Linked DNA regions of Homo sapiens: region 1 is linked to region 2. Evidence: chromatin loops called from intact Hi-C (ENCODE). Cell type or tissue: Calu3. All regions are shown on one strand. Each heading gives the region's core, and the rest is flanking DNA. Links, peaks and the distances in the headings are about the cores only. Region 1 overlaps CDK6 (cyclin dependent kinase 6). Region 2 overlaps CDK6 (cyclin dependent kinase 6).

Evidence for each region. A loop is a pair of places that touch in the nucleus more often than their neighbours do. Peaks named below come from ENCODE experiments on the same cell type or tissue, not always from the same donor. Only the 100,000 strongest peaks of a DNase experiment are listed, where the experiment ranks them.
Region 1: it touches region 2 in a loop (2.8-fold over the local background); 6 of 110 quality-filtered maps call a loop at or near these places.

The regions. Positions count from the first base shown.
Region 1 is chr7:92,632,215-92,635,144 of GRCh38, forward strand. The region is part of intron 5 of CDK6 (cyclin dependent kinase 6); the gene reads right to left. Among named protein-coding and RNA genes, the nearest start is that of FAM133B, 43 kb to the left of the region's middle. RefSeq lists an enhancer at 47-96. In Calu3, for the core only: no CTCF peak of the experiment used is centred there; a DNase peak (open chromatin) is centred at 1,327.
Region 2 is chr7:92,762,064-92,764,993 of GRCh38, forward strand. All of the region lies in intron 3 of CDK6 (cyclin dependent kinase 6), which reads right to left. Among named protein-coding and RNA genes, the nearest start is that of CDK6-AS1, 73 kb to the right of the region's middle. RefSeq lists an enhancer at 2,049-2,676. In Calu3, for the core only: no CTCF peak of the experiment used is centred there; a DNase peak (open chromatin) is centred at 1,738.

The sequences.
Region 1 (2,930 bases), core at 232-2,731, 130 kb before region 2:
TCTTTCTGAGGCTGAAGGTTTTCATGTTGCCTTTGGGGGAAAATAATCACTAGACATTTTCTGAAATGGAAGTGTCTGTTGGCTGAAGTGGCTTCTTTAAAAAGAAAAAAAGAAGCTTTGCTCAAAATGGAACCAAAAGTATCAGTCATAAAGCATTACAAATGATCTAAAAATATTCTCAAATTGGATTCAATCATTGGTTAAAAATAGTCCAAACACTGAAAGACTGATTTTCTCATTTTTTCCTTAAAAAATTATAATGTGCTCAACATATAAATAAGGGCTCTGGCCCTTGAATGTCAGTGATGTTGTCTACCAGTGTCTAGTATTGTGAGTTTAGTGTGGTGATTAATCAACAAAAGCTAGCATTTATTTTATCAGAATAAAATTTTACTGGCCCAACAGCAAGTTTAACTTTTTCAAAAAGCTTATTTACTGAATTTATATTTTGAATGATTCATCATGGGTACTGTTAAAAATAACAAATTATTGCATACCTATATCAAAACATCTCATGTACCCCATATATATCTACTATGTATCCACAAAAATTAAAAATAAAAAATTTAAAAAGTAACAGATTATCTTGATTATAAAATATATACGCATTGTGGAAAATTTGGAAAATAGAGTAAATAGATGAAAATAAATTACACAGCATCACTTCCATTCTTTTCTCTTTTTATATACAAATGGATATGATGGTATCTCTAAAGATCTTTTTTTTTTTTTTTTTTTTTTTCCAAACAAGCTAAGATGGCACCAATCCCAGGGCAGGATCTGAGTCTTGACTATAGTCCTTAGTTTTGAACAAGTACAGGGTGACAAGAAAGTGCATAACAAAGCTATGACTGAATAAAACTCAAATCTTGGTGAAGAAAAGAAATCAAGGACACATTAAAAAAACTATGGGTACACACATTTTCACTTCTTAGTTTATATCTTATGGCAGGGAGCAGGAGTAATCTTTTCTTTTTCCTTTATGAATGGTAAAGACAACTGGTATCCTGTCTGAATATAATATGCCTATCCAGCACACTTTGGGTAGAATCCAATGATGTGTGATAACTCAACAATTTGGTACAGGAAACAGAGCCCACAACATTCCTCAGAAATTTCACAGACAATCTAGACAGAACAGACCTATTTGAATAGGGTTTTTTGTTCAGTAATATTTGAAGGATGCAATTTTTCACGGTGGACACATTGGGTTTGTGACAGATGCAAATTCAGATATGAATAAAACACAATTAAATGATTCAGACTCTTGAACTGTGCTTCCACAGACCTGATTTCTGCATGGGCCAAACAAAGGAAAGTTGGTGTTTGACAACTGTGGATGACTCATCAGAGGAAGTTCTTACCATGTGGATGTGCTTGTTGAAATAAAGCTGGTTAACAAAGCTAGCCTTTTTTTTTTTTTTTTCCCTCTGTGGGCCAGCGAGGGTTTCATTTTAGGAAATGGAAGTGTCAATGTGGACAAACTGTTCTGAAGTATTTATAGCATAATGTAATGTGTTAGTTTCCTTAAACTGCCTTTGGACAAAGAATATGTGAATGGAAAATAAGATCTGAATTTCTAATACTGTCTTGTGTCATCTGAACTGTATTATGAGTATAAAATGATTTAGCACTGTGATATGTACACAGTGTGATAGGAATGTAGTGTAGCTACAGTGGGGTGTGCTAGTGGCTTTCCAATTAATTTTAAGAGCTCTTTTATTCATTAAGGATATTACACCTTTGTCATATTCATTCATTTTCTCCAAGATTATCACATGCTTTTTAACTTGGCAGTGTTTTTATTTTCTGATGAACAAAAGTTTTCAATTTTTATATAATCAAATATATTAGTATTTTTGTTTGTGACTTCTTAATGCTTTGAAAATATATCTCCATTCTAGGGTCACAGATACTTCCTATAGTTTCTTTATTCTTTTATGGCTTCACTTTTAATATGTAACTCTTTAAGCCATCTGTCATTTGCTCTGTGGTGAGGAATAGTGAGAATCTAATCAGGTTACCATTTTTCCCCCATGAAATTGACCAATTACCCTATTCTCATTTGTTGCATATGCCGTTCTGTCCTCCCAGATTTGTGATTTATGATAAATTGCATCACTTCCTAAATTAGGGTTTCAAGTCTCATTCTCTATTCTGTTCCATTAATGTCTGTCACTTCTGCTGGTACCACATTATTTTTATTACTGTAGTTGCATAATGTATTTTAGTGCTTGGTAGCAGGAGTTTCTCTTCATAACTTTTTTTTTTTGGTAACAAAAAATTCTTGGCTATTTTCACCAGTTTAACTCTTCCAAATGCATTTCAGGAAATCCCACTGGAATTCTGACTGGAGTTGCATAAACCTATGAATTAATTTGGAAACCTTTTATATCCTTACAACTATTCAATCTTCCTGTTCAGGAAAATGGAATATTTAATATCTTTCTAATAATCAAATATTCTCTATATCTAGGAAAGTCATTTTTATGTATCTCAATCAAGTTTTATAGTTTTCTTGATATGGGTTCTACACATTGACTTACATCCATCTACATTTTTGATTTTTATACTGGGAATGAGATGGAGCTGCTGCTAACTCTGGAGAAACTTACTGCTGATCTTTTATCTTTGGACATGATCCTGACTGTTCTCCTAAGTGATGGATTATCTTAGATTTGAAAAGTATAGGAAGTAAAGGACAAGAGGGACATGTGGGGGGATGTAGTAGAGTCTGTTTTATATTCATAGTGAGAAGACTCTGAACCTCCCAGGAGGGCTCTAAAGGTTAAAAAACATGCAACCAAAAGCACCGAGGATTAGTAAAAAGAAATAATGTGCAGTAAGTGCTCAGAGGGATGACTCATTGCATTGGATCATCTTTGGGAAACCACCTACTAAGCAGAATTTAGCAGCTAAAGCGTTATTTT
Region 2 (2,930 bases), core at 239-2,738:
GATATAAGTCAACTCATCTTTAGTTTCTGGTTGAAATATTAAAGGACTTGAGGTTTACAAGATCAATTGCTATGATCAGAGTAATAATCATAATGGGGGGGACAAGAATTAGCAATGTAATGTTTCAGGCACTTACACTCAGCATAATCACATGCTTTTTAAAAAAGCACTTTCTTTTTGGTTTATTTATGGTAAATAAATCTCTCCTTCTTTTTTGTGACTCATTCAACCAATTCTCTTCCTGTGATCACCAACCTATTTCTTCCCTATTCTTGAACCCCATCCTCCCGACCCGGAATATATTTTGGTAGAGGAAGGAAGCAGAGGGAAGCAGGGCCCTCACTCATAGCTTTTATACCATCTTAGTCTCAACAAACATTTCAAGTCTTCAGCTATGAGTAATGGTGAATTTCTCAGTTCCAGACTTAAATATTAACATATGATATATTAGTGAAATTAAAATTTTAACAAGTGTTTATTCCATACTAACCGTATTCATAGAACACCTTTTTTTTTTTTTTTGAGATGGAATCTCGCTCTGTCACCCAGGCTGTAGCGCAGTGGCACAATCTCGGCTCACTGCAACCTCTGCCTCCCGGATTCAAGCAATTCTCCTGCCTCGGCCTCCCAAGCAGCTGAGATTACAGGCATGTGCCACCATGCCCAGCTAATTTTTTTTTTGTATTTTTAGTAGAGACGAGGTTTCACCATACTGGCCAAGCTGGTCTTGAACTCTTGACCTTGTGATCCACCCACCTCAATCTCCCAAAGTGCTGGGATTACAGGCGTGAGCCACCGCGCCCGGCCTAGAACATCTTAAATTGAGGATAGCTATTTCCAGATTGATCTAAATCTGATTGCTTAATAGTAAACTTATCTTTTAATGTTGCAGTTCCTAAACATTATTTTATGCCTTGCAGTCCCCAATCTTTGCTACATTTGGTTTAACATTCTAATCTAAAAGTGGTATGACTATACTACAGTAGAATGATAAATATTTTCTTTGGTTTTGGCCAAGAAATAAAAAATTAACAAGTATGGCCAGTGACAACAGTGAACACTGGTAATATAAAAATCAGCAAAACTGCTAGCTTAAATTTGCTAAAGGCCTAGAATGACAATTAGAAGAAAATTAGATTCTGAGTACTCATGGCTTTCAATATATGAGCCTCAGAGTACTAGGTTTAGCCACATTGGTGTCAGCACTAAAAACCTATGACTATGATATATTTAAATTTAATATAGTTTTGGTTCCTTACCAATAAAACAGGAGTAGGAATTCTGACCCATTACACTTGCAAGTCTGGTAATGGTTTACTAATTTAAGACCCTAGAGAACTGTTAAATCATTAGTGTATATGAAACAAATAGCAACTTTCAAAGGTCAAATCATGAATGAGTGATGAACACTTTTTTAAAGGAAAGATTTTTGTGTGGCTTAAAAATTTTTAGTTGGAATTCTCCTATTCCTAAGCATCTCTTTAATTTATATCTCCTATTAATGAGTAAGTATTTTTCAATAGAACATTTTAAGGAATAAAACTTCAGTGCCTTTAAACAAATTTCCTACATATCAATGACGTTAGTAAAGCACCACACCTGACTTCACCTGGGCTTAGATTGCCTAAACCTACTGATTGGCTGGGGTTACCAATGCACAGGCAAGCAAATATTCCAGATGTCTGAGTCATCTCAGAATGTAAGGGAGATGTTTTCCATTTCCCACTTGTGTCATATGACATACTGCGGGGGTTGGGAGTATGTCTTAAGCTGCAGTGTCTGGTGTCACCAGAGGGTACTTATTAGAAACTCCCTCCTGAGACTATGTTTGACAATGAGGAATCAGTTAGGGCAGGATTGTCATTTTAAGTGAGCACCCCAGGTGGTTGATTCACTGACCACACTTGGAGAAACAAAGCATAGTGTTTACAAAGCCTTTATCAACCCTTTATTAGATAGTTACTCATTTTTGCAAAATCTGTTGGGTTTAAAAAAAAAACCTGTTGGGTTTAGTCCATTTTCCAGGCATCCTAATTAATCTAACCATTACATGGTAGTAGCCAAGGTTTATTTGTCTTTTTTTTTTTTTTTGAGGCAAGGTCTTGTGCTCTGTCACCCAGGCTGCTGTGCAGGGGTGTGATCATGGTTCGCTGCAACCTGAATCTCCCAGGCCCAAGCAATCCTCCCACCTCAGTCTCCTGAGCAGCTGGGACTATAGGTATGCACCACAACACCTGGCTAATTTTTGTATTTTTTGTCAAGACAGGGTTTCTCCATGTTTTGCCATATTGTTGAATTCCTGGGCTCAAGTGATGCGTCCTCCTTGGTCTCCTAGAGTGTTGGGATAACAGGTGTGCACCACTGCGCCCAGCCCACTTTGTCATTTCTGACATTCAAGGAATTCTCTTTTACTCCCTAAACTCCAAGTGTCACAGTGCCCAGATGCTAAGTCCTTAATTAAATATATGAATCCATATTCAGGCCAACCTCTCCTCCTCACTTGATTTACCGTAAGAATCAATCTTTCAGGACAATTTTGCTTCTAGAGGGTGATGATGAGGAAGAGGAAGAACAGAATGACAGTAACTACAACATTATTCTACATACTGAAGACACCAGATTCTCATAACTGGCACTATGGGGTTTGCAAGGCTTCATTATACAACTTTTTGTGAAACCACATATTCATTCAACAATTACTTACTAGAACCAGTAATTACTTACTTAACTGCAATGAAACGATTGTTTAATTTTTTCCACCTTGCTTAGGAATGAGGAATAAGATACTATCTCAGATAACTGATGGATACCTACTTTGTATGCCTTTCACTGATTTAAAATTTTGTAATGACAATATTGCAAATTGTTGGCAATTGCTCTAGTAGAATGGTCCTTTTTTTCAACTTAATATATATGGGCATCTGAAATTT